3 separate regions of the Homo sapiens genome follow, and regions 1 and 3 are each linked to region 2. Evidence: chromatin loops called from intact Hi-C (ENCODE). Cell type or tissue: GM12878. All regions are shown on one strand.

Region 1 (8,000 bases), 98 kb before region 2:
AATTTATTCCTCCTGTGTGTAATTTTTTATCTTTTAACCAACATCTCCCTATCCTCCCCTCCCACTCCCTTTCCCGGCCTCTAATAACCACACTCTTATGAGCTCAACTTTTTTAGCTTCCATATATGAGTGAGAACATACGGTATTTATCTTTCTGTACCTGACTTATTTTACTTAACATCATGTCCTCCGGGCTAGACATTCTCTTTAGAATCCACAGGTTTCCTTTCTTTTCTCTAAATCTGCATTTTGCTCAGCCATTAACTTTTAAAATGTCTTTTTCCCTTTAGTTTTATTGTTTTCTATTTTAATATTGCAAGATGTTTTATATTTGTGATTACAAATAAAAACTCCATTATTAGTAAACAAATACAATGTCATATAGTAGTAAGTGCTATAAAAAATAGACAGGATAGAAAGTAATCTTGGTTTGTATGTTTTTTGTTTTTTAGCAAAGATGATTAGAGAAGGCCCAACCAAGCAGATAACATTTAAGCAGAGGCCTAAATCATATAAGTGAGTTATACAAATATCTGGGAAAAGAGTTAAGAGTACAGATGCAAAAGCCCTTAGACAAGAGAATGAGCTTGGTATATCTGAAGAGTGGATAAGTCATTTTGACTGAAACAGAGTGGACAAGAAAACCAGTCCAAGTGTAAAGACACTAGTGTGTGTTCAGCATAGGAAGGATGTAATCTGAATTTTGTGTTTAATATTCCCTGTGTTCATGCTTTCAAAATACAGATGAGTGAGGAAAGTAGGGAGAAGGGGTAATAAAGGAAGCTGAGAGATCAGTTAAGAGGTACTTGAATAGTTTAGTAAAGATGAGAGAAGATGTTTGCTTCTTGTTGCCCCTCACTGCTTAGAATAGTGGCAGTGAAGGGTAACAAGAAGCTGTCAGATTAACTTAAAGAGTTTACTGATGCAGTGGATGTTGGTTGTAAGAGAAGAATTGATAATGACTCTTGGATAATAGGGGAGGGAGGGGCTGTCAATATAATATAATGAAGAAGGGATTTGAAGTCATTTCTGATTTAAATCTCACATCCACTACCTACTTTTAATAGATATGTAGCCTTTAACAAGTTCCCTAACCTTTCTGGGCCTTAGCTACCTCCCCTTGGAAATGGAAATACCTAACATGTAAGGTTGTTTTGACAGTTATTTTCACTAGGCATGTAAAGGCACTTGACTCTCTGTTATAGACCACTGTATTATGTTAATGTCCCTCTCCTTCCTCCCTTTAGGTAAAGTTTTTAGGGCTAATAAATCCCAAATATCAATGTTGATCAGTAGTTTGTGTTTGTGTAGTGTTGTTTATATCAAAAACTACATTGAAGCCGGGCACAGTGGTTCACGCCTAAAATCGCAACACTTTGGGAGGCCAAGGTGGGCCTCCCACCTTGAACTAAGGAGTTTGAGACCAGCCTGGGCAACATGGTGAAATCCCATCTCTACAAAAAATATAAAAGCTAGCTGGGTGTGGTGGCATGCACCTGTAGTCCTAGCTACTTGGGAGGCTGAGGTTGATCCTGGGAGTTTGAGCCTGCAGTGAGCTGTGAAGATGCCACTGCACTCTAGTCTGGGTGACAGAGCAAGACCCTGTCTCAAAAACACACACACACACACACACACACACAAAGAAATACATTGATTTTTCACATAGGTAGTAAGAGAAACATTCTTTTTGAACTCAGCTGTTTGTGAATTGAATTTTGTAATTCAAATGCTATATTATGTAAACTATTGATGACTTTCAATCTGCATTTATTTTGTATAATTATTTAGTTAATATTTGCCACTTATATTCCTTAAAAAATAAAATTGAGGTTGGGCGTGGTGGCTCACACTTGTAATCCCAGCACTTTGGGAGGCTGAGGCAGGCAGATTGCCTGAGCTCAGGAGTTTGAGATCAGCCTGGGCAACATCATGAACCCCATTTCTACTAAAATACAAAAAATTATCTGGGCATGGTGGTGTACACCTGTAGCCCTAGCTGTTTGGGAGGCTAAGGCACGAGAATTGCTTGAACCCGGGAGGCAGAGGTTGCAGTGAGCCAAGATCATGCCACTGCACTCCAGCTTGGCAACAGAGCAAGACTCTTGTCTCCAGAAATAAAAATAAATAAATTGTATTAACATCCTGATAGTTTATCTGTTTAGTACCTAGCAAGAAAGAAAATGTTGAACATCTTAAGAAGAGGGTCATTTAAAAGGCCTCTTAAAGATCATGTTTGTTACAGTGCTTAAAAATTAATATGTTCATCTGCAAAATGGAATAAAAAATCTGTTAAAAATATATTTCACTAAATAGTTTAAGATGAGTCATATTTGTGGGTTTTCATTTTAAATTTTCTTTCTCTAGGTGAAGCTGTACTTCACAAAAACAGTAGAGGAGCCGTCAAATCCAGAGGCTAGCAGTTCAACTTCTGTAACACCAGATGTTAGTGACAATGAACCTGATCATTATAGATATTCTGACACCACTGACTCTGATCCAGAGAATGAACCTTTTGATGAAGATCAGCATACACAAATTACAAAAGTCTGAATTTTTTTTTATCAAGAGGGATAAAACACCATGAAAATAAACTTGAATAAACTGAAAATGGACCTTTTTTTTTTTAATGGCAATAGGACATTGTGTCAGATTACCAGTTATAGGAACAATTCTCTTTTCCTGACCAATCTTGTTTTACCCTATACATCCACAGGGTTTTGACACTTGTTGTCCAGTTGAAAAAAGGTTGTGTAGCTGTGTCATGTATATACCTTTTTGTGTCAAAAGGACATTTAAAATTCAATTAGGATTAATAAAGATGGCACTTTCCCGTTTTATTCCAGTTTTATAAAAAGTGGAGACAGACTGATGTGTATACGTAGGAATTTTTTCCTTTTGTGTTCTGTCACCAACTGAAGTGGCTAAAGAGCTTTGTGATATACTGGTTCACATCCTACCCCTTTGCACTTGTGGCAACAGATAAGTTTGCAGTTGGCTAAGAGAGGTTTCCGAAGGGTTTTGCTACATTCTAATGCATGTATTCGGGTTAGGGGAATGGAGGGAATGCTCAGAAAGGAAATAATTTTATGCTGGACTCTGGACCATATACCATCTCCAGCTATTTACACACACCTTTCTTTAGCATGCTACAGTTATTAATCTGGACATTCGAGGAATTGGCCGCTGTCACTGCTTGTTGTTTGCGCATTTTTTTTTAAAGCATATTGGTGCTAGAAAAGGCAGCTAAAGGAAGTGAATCTGTATTGGGGTACAGGAATGAACCTTCTGCAACATCTTAAGATCCACAAATGAAGGGATATAAAAATAATGTCATAGGTAAGAAACACAGCAACAATGACTTAACCATATAAATGTGGAGGCTATCAACAAAGAATGGGCTTGAAACATTATAAAAATTGACAATGATTTATTAAATATGTTTTCTCAATTGTAACGACTTCTCCATCTCCTGTGTAATCAAGGCCAGTGCTAAAATTCAGATGCTGTTAGTACCTACATCAGTCAACAACTTACACTTATTTTACTAGTTTTCAATCATAATACCTGCTGTGGATGCTTCATGTGCTGCCTGCAAGCTTCTTTTTTCTCATTAAATATAAAATATTTTGTAATGCTGCACAGAAATTTTCAATTTGAGATTCTACAGTAAGCGTTTTTTTTCTTTGAAGATTTATGATGCACTTATTCAATAGCTGTCAGCCGTTCCACCCTTTTGACCTTACACATTCTATTACAATGAATTTTGCAGTTTTGCACATTTTTTAAATGTCATTAACTGTTAGGGAATTTTACTTGAATACTGAATACATATAATGTTTATATTAAAAAGGACATTTGTGTTAAAAAGGAAATTAGAGTTGCAGTAAACTTTCAATGCTGCACACAAAAAAAAGACATTTGATTTTTCAGTAGAAATTGTCCTACATGTGCTTTATTGATTTGCTATTGAAAGAATAGGGTTTTTTTTTTTTTTTTTTTTTTTTTTTTTAAATGTGCAGTGTTGAATCATTTCTTCATAGTGCTCCCCCGAGTTGGGACTAGGGCTTCAATTTCACTTCTTAAAAAAAATCATCATATATTTGATATGCCCAGACTGCATACGATTTTAAGCGGAGTACAACTACTATTGTAAAGCTAATGTGAAGATATTATTAAAAAGGTTTTTTTTTCCAGAAATTTGGTGTCTTCAAATTATACCTTCACCTTGACATTTGAATATCCAGCCATTTTGTTTCTTAATGGTATAAAATTCCATTTTCAATAACTTATTGGTGCTGAAATTGTTCACTAGCTGTGGTCTGACCTAGTTAATTTACAAATACAGATTGAATAGGACCTACTAGAGCAGCATTTATAGAGTTTGATGGCAAATAGATTAGGCAGAACTTCATCTAAAATATTCTTAGTAAATAATGTTGACACGTTTTCCATACCTTGTCAGTTTCATTCAACAATTTTTAAATTTTTAACAAAGCTCTTAGGATTTACACATTTATATTTAAACATTGATATATAGAGTATTGATTGATTGCTCATAAGTTAAATTGGTAAAGTTAGAGACAACTATTCTAACACCTCACCATTGAAATTTATATGCCACCTTGTCTTTCATAAAAGCTGAAAATTGTTACCTAAAATGAAAATCAACTTCATGTTTTGAAGATAGTTATAAATATTGTTCTTTGTTACAATTTCGGGCACCGCATATTAAAACGTAACTTTATTGTTCCAATATGTAACATGGAGGGCCAGGTCATAAATAATGACATTATAATGGGCTTTTGCACTGTTATTATTTTTCCTTTGGAATGTGAAGGTCTGAATGAGGGTTTTGATTTTGAATGTTTCAATGTTTTTGAGAAGCCTTGCTTACATTTTATGGTGTAGTCATTGGAAATGGAAAAATGGCATTATATATATTATATATATAAATATATATTATACATACTCTCCTTACTTTATTTCAGTTACCATCCCCATAGAATTTGACAAGAATTGCTATGACTGAAAGGTTTTCGAGTCCTAATTAAAACTTTATTTATGGCAGTATTCATAATTAGCCTGAAATGCATTCTGTAGGTAATCTCTGAGTTTCTGGAATATTTTCTTAGACTTTTTGGATGTGCAGCAGCTTACATGTCTGAAGTTACTTGAAGGCATCACTTTTAAGAAAGCTTACAGTTGGGCCCTGTACCATCCCAAGTCCTTTGTAGCTCCTCTTGAACATGTTTGCCATACTTTTAAAAGGGTAGTTGAATAAATAGCATCACCATTCTTTGCTGTGGCACAGGTTATAAACTTAAGTGGAGTTTACCGGCAGCATCAAATGTTTCAGCTTTAAAAAATAAAAGTAGGGTACAAGTTTAATGTTTAGTTCTAGAAATTTTGTGCAATATGTTCATAACGATGGCTGTGGTTGCCACAAAGTGCCTCGTTTACCTTTAAATACTGTTAATGTGTCATGCATGCAGATGGAAGGGGTGGAACTGTGCACTAAAGTGGGGGCTTTAACTGTAGTATTTGGCAGAGTTGCCTTCTACCTGCCAGTTCAAAAGTTCAACCTGTTTTCATATAGAATATATATACTAAAAAATTTCAGTCTGTTAAACAGCCTTACTCTGATTCAGCCTCTTCAGATACTCTTGTGCTGTGCAGCAGTGGCTCTGTGTGTAAATGCTATGCACTGAGGATACACAAAAATACCAATATGATGTGTACAGGATAATGCCTCATCCCAATCAGATGTCCATTTGTTATTGTGTTTGTTAACAACCCTTTATCTCTTAGTGTTATAAACTCCACTTAAAACTGATTAAAGTCTCATTCTTGTCATTGTGTGGGTGTTTTATTAAATGAGAGTTTATAATTCAAATTGCTTAAGTCCATTGAAGTTTTAATTAATGGGCAGCCAAATGTGAATACAAAGTTTTCAGTTTTTTTTTTTCCTGCTGTCCTTCAAAGCCTACTGTTTAAAAAAAAAAAAAAAAAAAAACATGGCCTGAGAGTAGAGTATCTGTCTACTCATGTTTAATTAAGGAAAAACACTTATTTTTAGGGCTTTAGTCATCACTTCATAAATTGTATAAGCACATTAAATAGCGTTCTAGTCCTGAAAAAGTCCAAGATTCTTAGAAAATTGTGCATATTTTTATTATGACAGATGTTTGAAGATAATTCCCCAGAATGGATTTGATACTTTAGATTTCAATTTTGTGGCTTTTGTCTATTATTCTGTACTCTGCCATCAGCATATGGAAAGCTTCATTTACTCATCATGACTTGTGCCATATAAAAATTGATATTTCGGAATAGTCTAAAGGACTTTTTGTACTTGAATTTAATCATGTTGTTTCTAATATTCTTAAAAGCTTGAAGACTAAAGCATATCCTTTCAACAAAGCATAGTAAGGTAATAAGAAAGTGTAGTTTGTACAAGTGTTAAAAAAATAAAGTAGACAATGTTACAGTGGGACTTATTATTTCAAGTTTACATTTTCTCCATGTAATTTTTTAAAAAGTAAATGAAAAAATGTGCAATAATGTAAAATATGAAGTGTATGTGTACACACATTTTATTTTTCGGTATCTTGGGTATACGTATGGTTGAAAACTATACTGGAGTCTAAAAGTATTCTAATTTATAAGAAGACATTTTGGTGATGTTTGAAAAATAGAAATGTGCTAGTTTTGTTTTTATATCATGTCCTTTGTACGTTGTAATATGAGCTGGCTTGGTTCAGTAAATGCCATCACCATTTCCATTGAGAATTTAAAACTCACCAGTGTTTAATATGCAGGCTTCCAAAGGCTTATGAAAAAAATCAAGACCCTTAAATCTAGTTAATTTGCTGCTAACATGAAACTCTTTGGTTCTTTTATTTTTGCCAGATAATTAGACACACATCTAAAGCTTAGTCTTAAATGGCTTAAGTGTAGCTATTGATTAGTGCTGTTGCTAGTTCAGAAAGAAATGTTTGTGAATGGAAACAAGAATATTCAGTCCAAACTGTTGTAAGGACAGTACCTGAAAACCAGGAAACAGGATAATGGAAAAAGTCTTTTAAAGATGAAATGTTGGAGCCAACTTTCTTATAGAATTAATTGTATGTGGCTATAGAAAGCCTAATGATTGTTGCTTATTTTTGAGAGCATATTATTCTTTTATGACCATAATCTTGCTGTTTTTCCATCTTCCAAAAGATCTTCCTTCTAATATGTATATCAGAATGTGGGTAGCCAGTCAGACAAATTCATATTGGTTGGTAGCTTTAAAAAGTTTGTAATGTGAAGACAGGAAAGGACAAAATAGTTTGCTTTGGTGGTAGTACTCTGGTTGTTAAGCTAGGTATTTTGAGACTACTTCCCCATCACAACAACAATAAAATAATCACTCATAATCCTATCACCTGGAGACATAGCCATCGTTAATATGTTAGTGACTATACAATCATGTTTTCTTCTGTATATCCATGTATATTCTTTAAAAATGAAATTTATACTGTACCTGATCTCAAAGCTTTTTAGCTTAGTATATCTGTCATGAATTTGTAGGATGTTCCATTGCATCAGAAAACGGACAGTGATTTGATTACTTTCTAATGCCACAGATGCAGATTACATGTAGTTATTGAGAATCCTTTCGAATTCAGTGGCTTAATCATGAATGTCTAAATATTGTTGACATTAGGATGATACATGTAAATTAAAGTTACATTTGTTTAGCATAGACAAGCTTAACATTGTAGATGTTTCTCTTCAAAAATCATCTTAAACATTTGCATTTGGAATTGTGTTAAATAGAATGTGTGAAACACTGTATTAGTAAACTTCATCACCTTTCTACTTCCTTATAGTTTGAACTTTTCAGTTTTTGTAGTTCCCAAACAGTTGCTCAATTTAGAGCAAATTAATTTAACACCTGCCAAAAAAAGGCTGCTGTTGGCTTATCAGTTGTCTTTAAATTCAAATGCTCATGTGAC
Region 2 (8,000 bases):
TGCTGTGGTGATGGTAGCAGTCATGGTAATCATGGTGATGGTGAAGTGTATTCTAGACGGAGGTCGCAGCATGCCCACGAACGTAAAGTCATGAAAGATCTCTTTAAGTCTAAAAACATGGTAGGGTGGCCACAGATGGACAGGTTGGAGCCAGATGTAAAGGCCTTGTGGGCCAAGACGAACTCATTTTCATTAAAGTTGAAGTAGGTAATGAGCTTGAAGAGAACTGGCTGCACTGTGAGGGAGGAAGTGATGTTTCCTGTTATAATTACCTTTCTCGTTTTATTTATTTTTAAGATAGAGTCTCACTCTGTTGCCCAGGCTGGAGTGCAATGGCGAGATCTCAGCTCACCGCAACCTCTGCCTCCCGGATTCAAGCTATTCTCCTGCCTCAGCCTCCTGAGTAGCTGGGACTACAGGTGTGTGCCACCACGCCCGACTAGCTTTGGTAGAGACGGGGTTTCACCATGTTGGCCAGGCTGATCTCGAACTCCTGACTTCAGGTGATCTGCCCACCTTGACCTCCCAAAGTGCTGGGATTACAGGTGTGAACCACCATGCCCGGCCCCTTTCTCGTTTTATAATTGTCCAGTGGGACACCAATAGGGAAGGGTCAAAGGAATGTATGGAATATACACAAATCTACTTCTCCTTAAATCCAGCATCCTAGAAACTGGAAGAATTTCCCCTTTGGGGCAAAGTAATATTGAAATTATTCAAGAAAGATATTTAGTTATCTCCTTTGTGTGTTTTCATCTACTCAGTCATTCATTAATTTCTTTACTCATTCAAAATGTTTTTATTGAATACTTGCAAAGTTCAATGCACAGGGTATGATGGCCAAAAAAACAAATAAATGACATATTCAGCCCTCAAGGAGATTACAATCTAGTGGAAATACAGGGATAGGACTGGGCAGAGTGCACAGCATTGAGAGAGTCCTGTGTGCTGAGCCTGACTTTGCAGACCAGGGCAGCTCATTAACTTCTTCATTTGTCACTTTCTTCCTGAGTCTTTATTGTGTTCATGCTGTGTTAAAGAATAAGAAGATAAGCAAAATAGTTCTTGCCCTAAGAAGCAAGACGTCTACAGTCTAAGGAGGAAATGTCTCCCGACCTCTTTACTCCTCATCTATATTATTTATATATTTGTGTATAGGGGGAGGTTGACCAGAAGATTTTTAAGGTCCTTTACAAATTTAATATTTTATGACAAGGAGATTCAAGATTTGTAGAGAGCACCTTCATTTTATATATAAACCCAAGTTAAAGTCTATATTTTATGCTAACTTTGCTAGATGCTCTAAAAGTACAGACCTCCCCTCCCCATCCCCCACCTCCTCACACAGAGTAAGTTATTTTGAATCCTTGTAAAATCTTATGGTGGATTTATGTGGGGTTGGTAGTCAGTTTTCAAACCTAGGTGCAGGGCGCATGGGCATCCGAGGGAATTTCAGGATCCTGAAGGACGTGGTTTGGGACGTAGTCACGTAATGAAAGAGCTGGTTGTTCTGTGTTCATGCTAGGGAATGTGGTTTGAGTGGCTGTGGGAACTTCAACTTTGTGACTTTCTGTGTAACTGAAATCTCAACCCCCAAGTGTGTCGCAGTGACTTCTCTGACACAGCACATGTAACTCAGCTCTCTCCTGATGTCTGTTTTTCTTGCTCTCAGGAGAAGAAATGGCCTAAACAATCTTCATTGGCCAGCAGTTGAAAAAATATTTGTTTTGGTTTTGTTGAGCACTTTCCCTGTTGAAACATGAACATTTTGAGGGGAGGGGAGATCCCCATTGTGTACGTTTGATTCATTTATCCTTAGCAAATCAATTGTTTCAAGTAGAGCCTTTATGTCCAAGAAGGCTATAGAAAGCTTTACTGCCCTTTTCCTTTCAAACAGGAAGTTGCATTTGGCCAAAAGTAAACAAATGTGAACCCGGGAAGGTTTGTTTAGTGTCTAATGCTGACTTCAGGACCTGAGAATGGAGTCTGTGCTTGGCAAAAATGCCTTCTCTGGGATCTGTCTGGGCCAAAATATTCTCTGCTTATGACCTGGCCTTTGTGCTCTGGTAAACATCCTCCTCTTACCAGCCCCCAGAAATTCACTGCCAAAGGCCACAGGCAGTTTTGCTTGCTTATCAGAAATATTCTAAAGGTGATGGCAACTTGGAAACATACTTTCAGCAGGACTTAGCTTTCTGGAGAGTGGCCACTGTGAAAATGGCCTGTAGCTTGGAAATCTCAGGGGGTGTGAATGTAATTTGACATTCTTTGTGCACAGGCATGGGCTAGCCCCTCTGGGTGAAGAAGCTTTCAGGAAAGTGACTGTTACTACTCAGCTAACAATGTAGTGCTGAGCACTTTGCAGGACCGAGCTCACGAAAGTCTCACACAAGTCCTAGGAGGAAGGTGCTATTATTATCTCCAGTATACAGATGAGAGAACTAAGGCTTGAGAAGGCCATGAAACTTGGCCCAAGCTCACACAACTAGTCAAGTGTCAGAGCCCTCAGCTCTCTCTGCCTTCTGATTTAGAGATTTTAATTAGTGCAAGTTCAATATCTAAACTCTAGGAAGTTGCTAAGTATTTGGGGTAGAACCACATGATTCAGGTGATGATCAGTGTATGACACTTTACTATGACAGGCCAAAGAATTGAGTAAGTAGCATTTAAAGTTTTTACTGAATGGGATTAATGTCTTGTTCCAGGAAGGATTGAAGGCAGCTGATATAAACTGGGCAATATGTGAGTAGGTAGAGATGGTGAGCTCCAGAGGAATTTGGGATGATTCTCAGAGGAGGGACTCTGGTTGGGCCTTGAAGGATGAGTGGGAATTAGGTAAGTAAAGAACATTTCAGATTTGGGGAATCAGAATCAACTCTCTTTTAGGAGGCTTGCATTTGAAGCTACTCCATGAAAATGTTCTAAGTACACACAGTGACCTTTCTTGGGCTATGCTCCTACACTTGCTGAGCTCTTATATTCTTGAGAGATGTTTTATCAGCCTAAGCATGCAAAGAAACATGTGACCTGTGAAGTAATCCTTCACCAAGAGCACGTGCCAAAGCTGGTCAATATTGGGCCAGAAATTCTCCCCATCCCACCCCACCCTGCCCTGTCATTAACCAATTCTCCCCACATCCTAGTGTCACTAGTCTTTTCATGGTTCTGAAAACATGTTATTGCTTAAGTGCATTTCTCTACCATACTTTACAGACATTATCACTAGTCCTCACAACTGCTCTAATAAGGTAAATGACATTAGGCCCATTTTACAGTGGAGGAAACTGAGACTGAGAGGTGTTAAGAACTTTGCCCAAGTCATACAACTTCTTGGTGGTGGAAGCAACTAATTCATGGAAGAAACAGATCTGATGCCAAAGCCCGTGTTCTCTCTACTCTACCACATACTCTCCTTAGAACCGAATGAAGACTCCCCAGGCAGTTTTTGCTAGTATTCTGGATTTGTTTAAAAATCCTCGTAAGATGTTAACAACTTTAAGTCCTGTGGTGGTATGGGGGACCTGAACACCTGGGTGCATTTTCTTTTATTTACTCTAACAGGGACACAGACCTCTGGCTTCTTTCATAGAAACCCCCCTTTTTGAAATGTCTCTGTTTTGTTCATTCAGGAGAACAGATCAGCATCTCTCATGCAAGGCCTGGCTCTGTGCCCATCTCACTTTTGCAATGAATTTAGCAACATCTGCTTTGCCCATTAAAGTGATTTTTCTCTTCCTGGCCCTGAGCCTGTATGCTTGCTGCAATTGATTACTAGCAATTTCCTTCCCAAACCAGAGAGTTCAGTGAACTCTAAATTGAATTGTTGCTCACTGGTCTCCTTTGGACCAATTGCATATGGCTTACGTGCAAAATGGTCAAGCCACTCAGTTCCCGAATCTATAGGCTGATGATTCTGGTTAAACGTGGGAGAGGACCTGATGAGTGACATTTCCCATTTTTGCACACAGTGGCCTAGGACTGTGGTCACTTCTGTGTTTCTCAATTTCAGGTGGGGGGAGGGGATGAAGCCACCTTGCTTACAGCAAGGCTGTTGAAGTACACACCCTCTTTCCTTTCAGTCATATTGCAGCACCAATGGCCTCAGATGTAGTTGCCTGGAAACCTTGTTTCAGAGACATCTGAGAAACATATATCTAGCTCCAGAAGTGGCTTAGAAAGACCTCAGGAAGATGCATATCACTGTACTCTTTTGAAGGCAGCAGTGGGTCCCTTTAAGTGGTTCAGGCAGCTTTTTAAGATAAAGCAACGCCCAAAGTGATGCTGAGCCTGTATACCTGGCCTGCTGCTCCATCTTGATTGGCGGATATCTAGTTATCCTTTGAGATGTAGTCTGAGTGTTACCTCTCAGGGAGTCTGCCCATGTCTCACTCAGCCCTGTATTCCCAATATCTAGCACAGTGAGTACATGTAGTGCACCCTCAGTGAAAGGACAAATGAGTGAAGGATGCTGCTCTTCTCGTGAGAAGATTTTAAACTGGTACTTTGCTCTGAGCTGTCCTTGAAGTGTCTCTCCTTCCCCACAGCCATGATAGCTTTACACAGGGACAGTGAGGAGTTGTTGGTTATTTAGAGAAGTGAAAGTCAGGAGTCTCCTCTGCCACATAGTCCTAAAAAAAAAAAACAACAAAAAACCCAAAACAAAGGAACTTATTACTGACCAAATTACTTCCATATATCAGGGAGGTTAATTTAAAGCTAGGAATCTATAAATAAGAAAAAGGTAGCATAAATGACTAACATCAAATAGTATTGACAATTGCTGGAAATCATTTGAGTCATTGCACATTCTGTCTCTTTGAGCAGACATTCCCCGTTTCCACCACAATTGCTGACTGCATACCTACCAGTATCAGCAGCCACTTCTGAAATGATTATCGCAGACGAGACTGCAAATATCCTATTCTTGCAGAACTCTGTCACAAACATCTTTAGCATCGAGCTTGGGGCTTTCTGCCTTTATTTCTGGAAGAGATCTCATTTATAGTATTACTATAGTGGAAAAAGATGAGAAAAAGCAGAGTATTCCGAAAAGCATGGCTCAGCTTGAAACTATGCGATCCATACCTCTTAACCAATGGGAGCTGCAACTCCAAAGTGTTTAGGGAGTCCTAGGGTTTTTAGCTTCTAGAAAGGCCTTAGGTCTTTATTTCTTCATTTAATCCCTGCACATTGGCAGGTGGCCCCTGTAGACCTACAGAGGAAATGGGCTAGTGAACTTCAAGGGAAACTTAGCTGGGCTTCATATGGCGATATGAAGTTAGGGAAAAGACATTCAGCATTTTTTTTCTAGCTTTGAGAACCTAACAGGAAAAAGGCTGGGGAAATATTCCAATTGTCTACTCTTGGACTTTACTATCCGTTTATCAGATGCAATTAAACTGGGTATCTTTCCTTTCTCCAGTCCCTGGCAGTAGAGAGGAAAGACCTCAGCCCCCCATGTAATGAAAGGAGATGGTCTGTGCTTAGTCATGCTGTTTCAGTTCTGCTGCCTGTCACCCTGGTAGCTGGGATTAAAATACATCCTTCCCCTTTCCAGAGTTTCTTGCTCAAACTGAACAGGACTTTTCCAAGAGAAATGGATCACTCTAAGGTTCAACTCCTCAGGCCCAGGCTCCGTCCAAAATTCCAGGTTGAACAAATCATTAAGGATAGGTATATGTTACAATCTACCCAGCGCTAACTAAACCTCCTCCACCATCAGATCGCCACCACTGCCATCAAAATGGCAGTTCACATAAAATTAATGCTGATCATGTGCCAGACGCTGCATAAGCACTTAACATATGCGATTTCATATGTGATCATCAGACAGCTCCATAAGGTAGGTTTTATAATCACTTTATACAAATAGAGAAACTGAAGGTCTTAAAATTTAATTTTTTTTTTTTAGGCAACAAGTGTTCATTGAGAGTGTGGGGCATGGTGCGAAATTCTGGGGACAGCACAGTCCCCCTGGGCTCTCAGTGAAAGCACATTGAAACTCGTGTGCTGCAACAGGTTACAGAGGAAGTCTTTGAGCGCTTCATGTGTAGCGGGTTTAATTCTTCTTTTTTCTTGATTTTCACACGCCCCTGCACTTCCTGCTCTTTCCTGGGCCTGGAAGCGGAAGTACTGAAATACTGAGACAAACTGTTCTTATGGTTTTTAGAGGTTGGTCAAAACCAGGAAGGACAAGACATCAGAAGGCTGGTTCTCTCTGGGTTTTCTCTGAGTAGGGGATAAGAGCTGGGTCTTGGGTCCCTTGACCATGTTTTTATTCTTCCTTTGAATTGGTTGGGCTCGGCAAAGTCAGTCAAGAACTTGATCTTAGCTGCAGCTGCATTGTTCAATGACAGGCTGATTATTGTGTTTTCAACTTCATTTTTCATCGATAACTGAAAGGATATGTCTTTAGTGGAAGGTGATGCTCATATTGATTTTGTGACTTCAGATTGGTATATGCACTGATTTATTTATCCAACAAATATTTATCAAGCATCTACTTGCATGTCCTTCATGAAAAGCCCTGATAGAGCTTATATTCCAATGGAGGAAAGAAAGTAAACAAAACAGTTAAATATGCAGCATGTGAGAAGATGAAATTACTATGGCGGAAATTAAAGTGAAGGGAGGATGGGGAATGTTTGGCTGGCAGGTATTGCAATTTTCATAGGGTTGTTAGGGAAGGCCTCAGGAAGAAGGTAATAGCCGAATGAAGATCTAAAGGAGTTGAGGGAGCAAGCTATGTGGATATGGGGGAAGAGGGCTCTAAGCAGAGAAAACAGCAAGTGCAAATGTCCTGAGGCTGGAAGCTGCCTGGTGTGCCTCAGGAACAGCAAGGTGGCCAGTATGGCTGGAGCACCATCAGGAAGGGGGAGAGAGGAAGGACCTATAGTCAGAGGAAATGGGGTCATATTGTGTCATGAGAATCCTGAGAACAGAGGAAGTCCATGAGGTTGTTCTGTGAGTGAGACAGGGAGCCTCTGGAAGGTTTTAGCAAAGAAGGGTTGTGATCTGACAAAGTAATGTTGAATTAGTTATTTTTGCAGAAGCACTGATGCCTCCTGCTGACACTGACTTGTGCATGAGAAGCAAGAGATAATGAATTTGAGATTTGATTGAGCCTCCTGACCCTCTGTGGGTACCACTCCCATTTAAGTGGAGGCCAGGAAGGCTCGGAGAGTTTTAGTGACTTCCTCATGCCATTAGCCATACAAGTAGTAAGTGGATGAGGTAGGTAAGGTAAGCGACATAGTTTAAGAATGCCTTATGGCTGTGCTCCTTCTAGAGGCTCAAGGAGAGAGCCCGTGTCCTTGCCTTGTATTGTGTTCAGAGGCTACCCACATTTCTTGGCTGTGGTCCTCTTCCTTCATCTCTAAAGCTAGCGGTATCACATCCCTATGACCCTTCTTCCTTTGTCAAGTCTCTTTCTCTGACCTTAGCTGGAAAACATTCTCCACTTTTAAGGGTTCATATGATTAAGCTGGGCCCACCCAGATAATCCAGAGTAATTTTCTCTTCTCAGAGCTTGTAACTTTAATCACACCTACAAGGTTGCTTTACAATGTCAGGTAACATATTCACAGGTTCTGGAGATTAGGGCATGGGCATTTTTGAAGGACTGCTATTTTGCCTAGAGCACCATAATTATTAAACACTTTCCATGTTTTATTACATTTAAATATGATGACAGCTACAACAGGCAGGCAAGAATGTTATTCCATTCTTTTCCCCAAGGTTAAATGGTTAGTGCATGTCAAGGAAATTTGGAAAAGCCTGTGATAATTAAGGGCAAGTCAGCTTATTAACAACAGGACTCAATGCCTTAAATTAACTAACACATTGTGAGTCTACAGAAAGTGTGGTTGTGGGAGGGGGTAGGAAATGGAGAGGGTAGATATTAGAATATAGCACTTGATCTTGGGTCCTTTGGCATCTTTAAATAGAAATTTGAGAGCTTAGTGGTCTGTGAACACACTGTAAAAATGCTACCCTAGACT
Region 3 (8,000 bases), 130 kb before region 2:
TTTCTACCTCTGTTTGTATTTCTGGTTCTGGTTAAGTGAGTCTGGTAAGCAGCAGGTGTTCTATTTTATTTCTTTTATTTTTAGGATAGTATTACATGTGATATATATGTCTTTGCAAACATACATAATTTGAAGATCTTAAAATATTTGCACTAGGCATACCCACATTTAATAGTATGTTAAATCTTTTATAGCAATTATGATATACATGGGTGAAGAAGAGTTCCTAATATGGCCTTTCTGATTAACTGTATCTGTTTATATCTGTGTTTTCTTCAGGCATTCATAACATTAAGCAAATTCAGGTGTACTGTTACTTAATTGAATTAATCAGTTTGTTTTGTACAAGTATATTTTATTTTTGTTCCTTGTTGTATAATCTGGTAGGAATGGGGAAGGGGAGATAGTGAATAAAGAGATGTATACTTCTTGCCTTTGAGGAATTTAAGTTTTCACTGTATACCAATTTTTTAAAGGTATTTACTATATTTCAGTGCATATTTTATTTGACATACTTTATCATTTTGTGGTAAACCTTTAGCTTTACTAATTTTCATCTATTAAGTTTTCTTTTGTAAGATGGTGATAGCTTCATCAAAGAGAGTAAAGAAGAGACCTGCCTACCTAGCTGATTCTATGGCAAATCTCACTTCTCTGGAAGCTTTTCCTGTTAATCTTATTCCTTCAGTTTCTGCCTCTTGTTTCATAAAAACTCATTCTTTAAATGCTTATTCATTTCTCTTGTCTCATATAAACCAATATGAGGTACTGGTATCTTTTGAGTTTTAGTTATAAGGAAGCATAAATGGTTAAATTTAAATGGCTAAACCCCATTTGCCATTTGTGTATCTTTAATTTTAGTTTGTTGAGAGACTTATCACTACCAAACCACAAAGAATTTAAAAGAAACTGTCAGTAGGTATAGGTGGAAGGAGGGCATTTATCAGAGATTTTAATTTAAGAAGAAAGTCTTCATCCTTATCCTACCAACCCCCATTCCCTGAGCATATTTATCATTACTAGTCCCAGCATATTTGCTCCCATATTTCCTATGCTTACCTGTGAAGATTTTCATAACTTTTTCCTTGCTTTTTACTGTCACTGTTGGTTCTGTGATTTATGACAGATACTGCTCTTGTAGGAATGCTGGCTTTGACTGAAATTTGTTACTGCTTTTGTATTTAAAACTTTTTTTTTATTATAAGTAGAATTATGGAACAGTAGTAGAAAAAGTTTGACTTTTGTAATCAGAGATACTGAGCTTGAGTTCTGGCTCTTTCATTTGTATACTGTTATTTGGGGCAAGTTTTTTAATGCTCTTAAGTCTTAGCTTTCTCATATATAAAATGGAGATAATAACAGTTATCACGTGATTGTGAGGATGAAACAAAAAAAAGTGGAAACTCTTTGTAAGGTGTGTTCATCTGGTTGACACTTAGTAGTCATTACTTCCACTTTCCGTCCATATAGTCCTCTTAACAGTAATATTTGAGAGGCATTTTTATTAAAGCAGTCTTAAGGAGTGTTCGTCAAACCACATGTTCTGGGATCCTGAGAAAGTAGGGGAAGTTTAGAGAACTGAAGCTGCACAAAACTAATGTTTATTTTCTGTTGTGTTGTCCTGAGACCAGCTTCTTAGATTGTGTTTCCTAGTCCTACATCTCTGATTCCTTATAAAATATTCCATTATGAATTCTTCACTATTGACAATTTCTCCCCTTTTATCTTAAAAGTACCAAAGAAAGTGTAAAATGTGACTGTCTTGTCAGTCCTCTTTTTCCTGTTTTTCATGTCAGTGGGTATGAAATTACTAGCAAGGATGCATATATGTGCATATGTCATTACTAAATGCATTTTCTTTCTAGAAAAACTCAATATACTAAATTGTACTAAAAAGGAAAAGCTTGTTTTGTTTTGAGTGGTAGTATGAAAGTTGTTTTATTTTAGGTCTGACCAGTTAGAAACCAATGGATTGTAGTTTATTTATAATTAGTTAAACCTTCATGTGAATTTGGTTTTGAATTACCTTTAAGGTAGAGAAGAAACTATATAGATGTTTTTCAGGGTTTCTAAATGTACAATACAGGTTCACAATCACTTATTTGAAACTCTTGGGGCCAAGTATGTTTCCATTTTCAGAAATTTTAGTTTTCAAAAGGTAGCACAGATAAATATACTTTTACATAAACACCCCAGTGGGGTGTGGGTCAGTACCTGAAATGAAATGTTTTACTCTTCGCTCTAAGTGTATTAAATATTATGTACAATCTTATTACTTCAGATCAGGATTTGCTGTAGTTGAGTTTGCCATAAAACTTAAGAGAAAATTTTAGATGTTTTGAACTTTTGGGATATTGAAATTGCAGGTTAAGGAGCTATGGACCTTTATTTGTTTTAAAATGCTAAGAGTTTATTTTAAGTAATTTTTAAAAAATTTGTTTTGCATAGTAGTTGGAGTTACCAGGGTACTGCTAACCACACTGATATGTAAGATCTCTTTCTGAGCCTTTTATTGTTTGTAAACATGGCCTGTTAATCATTAGAAAGCCAGTACATACTAACATATCACTGCTATTAAGACAAATATTAGCATACTCTAGTAATGACAAGTCAGCATTTTACTATTCTGTATTGATTTTACTTATTCTTTCATTACTCTCATACTGTAATTAAAACTTGCAATCTGAGAGACTGTTGAAAAAGGTGATCGTTGGCTTTTCAACAGGGAGTAAGGTCTGGTTTAAAAAAAAATTAGTAAGCATTTGGCCAAGTAGATTAACAACATTCAGTTTTTCTTTACTGTCCTTATGCTTTTACTATTTTTAACATATATCTTTTTGAAGAATAGTTTGAGAATTATGTATGCTTAACTATGAGATACAGATACTATTGAAACTAGTCAGTTGTTTATAGGTACTTGTAAAATTAAAAATATATTCCAATAGCATGCAGATTTTTCATAGAGGAAATTTGAAAGCATGGAAGCACCTGAATTTACAGTACTCTGTATTAGTGGCATCACAAGTTTTTAAGCAAATGTATTAGCTCTAATTGCATACACTTAATCTTTTAAGCTTTGGTTTTATTATTATAATATGGGGGTGATAACAGTATCTACTTAATAGAATTCTTGTTATTACATGAAATAATTAATGTTAAACACAGCATAATATGTGTCACATTATAAAGATTCAGGCAATGTTTGTTAGTATTAGTACTTTTTTTTCTTCCTAAGTGCAAAAGATAACTTTATATCACTTTTAAACTTTTCTTTTAGTTGTGCTGAAAGACATTATGACACCGCCAAATTTAATTGCAGAGGTAGGTATGAATGTACTGTACTATGTTGTATAACTTAAACCCGATAGACTGTATCTTACTGTCATAACAATAATGAGTCATCCAGATTATCGAGTGAGATACATATTTAAGAATTATCTTTAAAAATTTCAAAAATTTTAATTTTACTGTTGTGTTTTAGGAAAAAGTATTGCATAAAGCTATTAATATTGTCAGGAAGACTAAAGTGCAGCATAGACTAAGAATTAGGAAAATTCCTAGACTAAAAATAGTATAAGGAGAGGGTTTACCTACTATTTGAGGCAGTTGGTCTAATAGTAAGCAATCACAGGGAGAAAGCAGAACTACTTAACTCTTCTGTGTTGAGGAATGACATAAAAGGTAGGAAAGGATATAACAAATGTTGATAAGAGGAGTCTGATGGATGAGAGGAGGGAACTGCTTTAAATGAGTTTCTACTTCAGACATAAGTTAATTCTCAGAGCCCACAAAAACTTTCACTTTTATTTGTGAAATACAACTCAGTTCTCATGGCTTAACACTTTAAACCATGAGAAAACTGAAGAGTTGAGAAGCTTGGCAGATGCTGCTGTGATAGTCAAAAAGAAAGTGGGTGCCATGAGCTACTATTGATGTATTTGCCATTGATCCCTCCTGAAAATCTAGAATGGACTTTCAGACAAATGGTTTGAAAATTCTAAATCACTAATGATTGAGATTTAGTATAGGTTTACTAAGAACGGGTTTTTTTTGTTTTTGTTTTTGGTGGATTTAGGCTGTTGCTTACTAAGCAAAGCAGGCTTTAGTTGAGGTTTATCTTGCTTTAAACAGATATTTAACAGATTTTCCTGGAGGTTTTTGTGTACCACTGGGAAAATGAAGTTAGGCAGATGACTAAGTGAAAGCTGTCCTGCTGACTCCTTATAATGATAGTCATTGTCTACCAGAAGATCTCTCCTGTCACACCAAAGGATAATTGATTATATCCTGTACCATATTATGAGTCACCTGATTGGAGATATAAGACATACTTCTCACATATTTAGATGACACAGGTTAGTACATTGAATATCAGCCAGGGTTTTTAAGGATCTTAATAGAGTGGAACTAAGGTAGAAACTATTAAGAGCAATTAATAGTGATATATCTATAGTCCTGTTTCTAAACAAGTTTTTTTAAAAACCTCAACTCTGACTATAGTGAACAGAGAAGTCTTGGACTCTTACAATTCATGTGAGAAGACCTGAAACTTTGATAACAATTATATACATTTTGTGAGTAATTTCTTTGGTGTATGCCTTCACATATCTCTGGTATGTGACCTATGCTGCAGTCCATTGAGCATAGATTCCCAGAATGTATTCTCCTGCAGAAAATGGAGGAAAATAATACTTGGCTTCCCTAATGATTACATGTGTATACAACACTAACATTTGCAAGACCACCTTTAAATAACACACTTAGCATTTTTATTTTATGAAATGTAATATGTAGTTCTTTGCATAGTTTATCCTATTAGTAATCTATTCTGTCTTTGGAATATGTTTTGTGATGATGAAATAAATACTATAAATAGTATTATTCCTTTTGCATTGAGAGTCCTGACGAAATGTCCATGTGACAGTTCATTTTGGGTTTAGCTCTACCTCTAATATGTGACCTATGCTACCAGTCCGTATAGCGTAAATTCCCAGAATATATCCTCCTGAATAAAATGGGGGAAAATAATACCTGGCTTCCTTAATGATTATATTTAAGACTTATCAAGAGACTATTTTCTATTTAACAATTAGAAAGTTAAGCAATACATTATTTTTCTCTGGAATCCAGTGTTTCTTTTAAATACCTGTTAAGTTTGTATGCAACATTTCTAAAGTTACCTACTTGTTAATTAAAAATTCAAGAGTTTTTTTTTCTTATTCTGAGGTTATCTTTTTACCACAGTTGCACAATATCCTTTTGAAGACCATAACCCACCACAGCTAGAACTTATCAAACCCTTTTGTGAAGATCTTGACCAATGGCTAAGTGAAGATGACAATCATGTTGCAGCAATTCACTGTAAAGCTGGAAAGGGACGAACTGGTGTAATGATATGTGCATATTTATTACATCGGGGCAAATTTTTAAAGGCACAAGAGGCCCTAGATTTCTATGGGGAAGTAAGGACCAGAGACAAAAAGGTAAGTTATTTTTTGATGTTTTTCCTTTCCTCTTCCTGGATCTGAGAATTTATTGGAAAACAGATTTTGGGTTTCTTTTTTTCCTTCAGTTTTATTGAGGTGTAATTGACAAGTAAAAATTATATATAAATACAATGTATAATATGATGTTTTGATGTATGTGTATATACATTGTGAAATGATTACTACAGTCAAACTACTTAACATATTCATCACCTCACATAATTATTATTCTCCCCCCAGGGTGAAAGCATTTAAGATCTACAAGCTACAATTTTCAATTATACAATGTTATTATTAACTATAGTCACTATGCTGTCCAGTAGAGCTTCAGATCTTGTTCATCTTGTGTTCCTCCCTCCCCACCCTCAGTCCCTGGAAAACAGGTTTTAAAGATAGTTGCTAATCCTTATTTCTTCTAAATTTTTAAATCAGTTGCTGCCTCAATTTCTATATGAGAAATGACTGATTGATTTCATTTTTCTGTTCACGCTACCATTTTCATATCATACTAGCACATGTTACCCATTAACTGTATTGCAGATTTGGTCTCACAAAATTCTTCTAAAATAACATTTTTAAAAAGCATATTAATCAAAAATAAGCTTTATATTTCTGAAGCTTGTTTGAGCATAGAATGCCTTTGGATAAAATACCATTACCTAGTAAAGTGTGAACTTTTATAATCCATAAAAATTATTCTTTTATAAGAATATTCATAAATGTAGTTAGATTAATAGAAGATTCTCGATTCTTTGATCAGAAAACTAAGGACTATATTGAAAAATCAGTGACAAATTTAATTCTTATAGTACATCTGAAAGAAAAAAGAAAACTCTTGGGAGAACTTTTACAGTGATTTAATTTTGCTGTTGATATATTTCTTTGGGTGGTAAGTATGGCAAAACATGTTAAAATTTAATGCAAAGAGATTTTGTACATTTTTCCATCTCTAAGAAGGACAAAGCCTAAGCCCCTCCAGATAGATAGAAAAACTCATTTAGAGAGTTCTCCTTCATGTTAATCTAATTTCTTCTTAATTCAGCTGTAAAACAGAAATAGAATGATCGTATTAATCATTTAAAGCTGTGTAATTGCATAGATTCCTTGTTCCTTTACCCCCTCTTATATCTTGTTTCCTATCCTTTGTGACTTTTTTTGCATTATATATAAGGATGCCGAAATACTGTTTATTGTTGATAGTTTACAAAATTGAATCTTACATTAGTGCATAATTTTGGTGAATGTTGAAGATTATGGTAGATTGCCTTACATTTCTGCATATTGTTTGCACCTTGGAATGATAGCACTGGCATGAATTATAGAGCTGAGGATCTAAAGATTTTTACTTTGATTTATCCCATTATCATCTGCAGGGAAACAATTGCTTTTACTGATTAAAAATGCAGGCTGGGCACAGCGGCTCACGCCTGTAATCCCAGTACTTTGGGAGGCCGAGGCGGGCGGATCACAAGGTCAAGAGATCGAGACCATCCTGGCCAACCAACATGGTGAAACCTCATCTCTACTAAAAATACAAAAATTAGCTGGGTGTGGTGGCGCGTGCCTGTAATCCCAGCTACTCAGGATGCTGAGGCAGGAGAATCGCTTGAACCCGGGAGGTGGAGGTTGCAGTGAGCCGAGACTGTGCCACTGCACTCCAGCCTGGTGATAGAGGGAGACTCCATCTCAAAAAAAAAAAAAAATGCAGTAGCAAAAGCGATGGTAGAAATTTAAAACAGAGTTGATGAGCAGCATATATTTTGGTAGTGGAAAAAAAGGTAAAAAATTTTTTGTAATAAAATAGAAAAATTTTGTAATGTGGAGGCGCAGAACACTAGATTTAAGCCAGGGGGTCTTAAATTGTGTTACATTCCTTTTAAAGTCTGATGGAAGGTATAAATGTTCTCCCCTCAAAAAATGTGCATAGTGTACATAAAATTTTGCAGTTTTTATTACATTGAAATATATTCTTTTAGACAGAATGTAAAAGAACCTTCATGAAAACTATGTCACTTTTTTATGCAAAAACCAGTGGCTACTACATGAGAGCAATGAATAAATCTAAGTGGTACAAATTAACCAAAATTAAGCTTTAGTTCTGTTCAATACTAAATTTTAATGAAAAGACTGCTATTTAACTTTTAAAATAACAAGTTGAAACTATGCTCTTTGACTTTGACTTTGCAACTTTTATATGATCTTTGATATCCAATCAGTGTTGACTTTGGTAAAAAGTGCTGAAAATGCTATTTTACAAAAGAAAGAAGAGTAAATGGAATCTGTAGATTCTATTGCCTGATGAAAGTAGACGTGTCAAGAAATAAGAATTCTCCAAGGCTCTTCAGATAAATTCATGTTTCATCATTTTCTTTGCCTTCAAGTTACTGAGATCATTTTTGGCAAGATCTGTATCATTAATGCTGTGTTAGGAAAGAAAAGATTATGACTCCACATTTTACTTTCAAGGTTGAAGAGTTAAACTGTTTAAAAAGAGTGTATGTTATCCTGTAAACA

Evidence for each region. Peaks named below come from ENCODE experiments on the same cell type or tissue, not always from the same donor. Only the 100,000 strongest peaks of a DNase experiment are listed, where the experiment ranks them.
Region 1: it touches region 2 in a loop (2.1-fold over the local background); 2 of 110 quality-filtered maps call a loop at or near these places.
Region 3: it touches region 2 in a loop (6-fold over the local background); 2 of 110 quality-filtered maps call a loop at or near these places.

What each region holds. Positions count from the first base shown.
Region 1 is chr10:87,962,923-87,970,922 of GRCh38, forward strand. It overlaps PTEN (phosphatase and tensin homolog), which reads left to right. Exons shown (of 9, transcript NM_000314.8): 9 at 2,365-8,000. The coding sequence ends at 2,550. Among named protein-coding and RNA genes, the nearest start is that of PTEN, 100 kb to the left of the region's middle. In GM12878, no CTCF peak of the experiment used is centred here; no DNase peak of the experiment used is centred here.
Region 2 is chr10:88,061,012-88,069,011 of GRCh38, forward strand. No RefSeq gene overlaps it. Among named protein-coding and RNA genes, the nearest start is that of PTEN, 200 kb to the left of the region's middle. RefSeq lists an enhancer at 1,411-1,470. In GM12878, no CTCF peak of the experiment used is centred here; DNase peaks (open chromatin) are centred at 1,615, 4,050 and 4,832; H3K4me3 peaks cover 1,573 bases; H3K27ac peaks cover 7,319 bases.
Region 3 is chr10:87,927,769-87,935,768 of GRCh38, forward strand. It overlaps PTEN (phosphatase and tensin homolog), which reads left to right. Exons shown (of 9, transcript NM_000314.8): 4 at 3,278-3,321; 5 at 5,245-5,483. Among named protein-coding and RNA genes, the nearest start is that of PTEN, 68 kb to the left of the region's middle. RefSeq lists a silencer at 1,368-1,467. In GM12878, no CTCF peak of the experiment used is centred here; DNase peaks (open chromatin) are centred at 1,508 and 3,833; H3K4me3 peaks cover 485 bases; H3K27ac peaks cover 3,882 bases.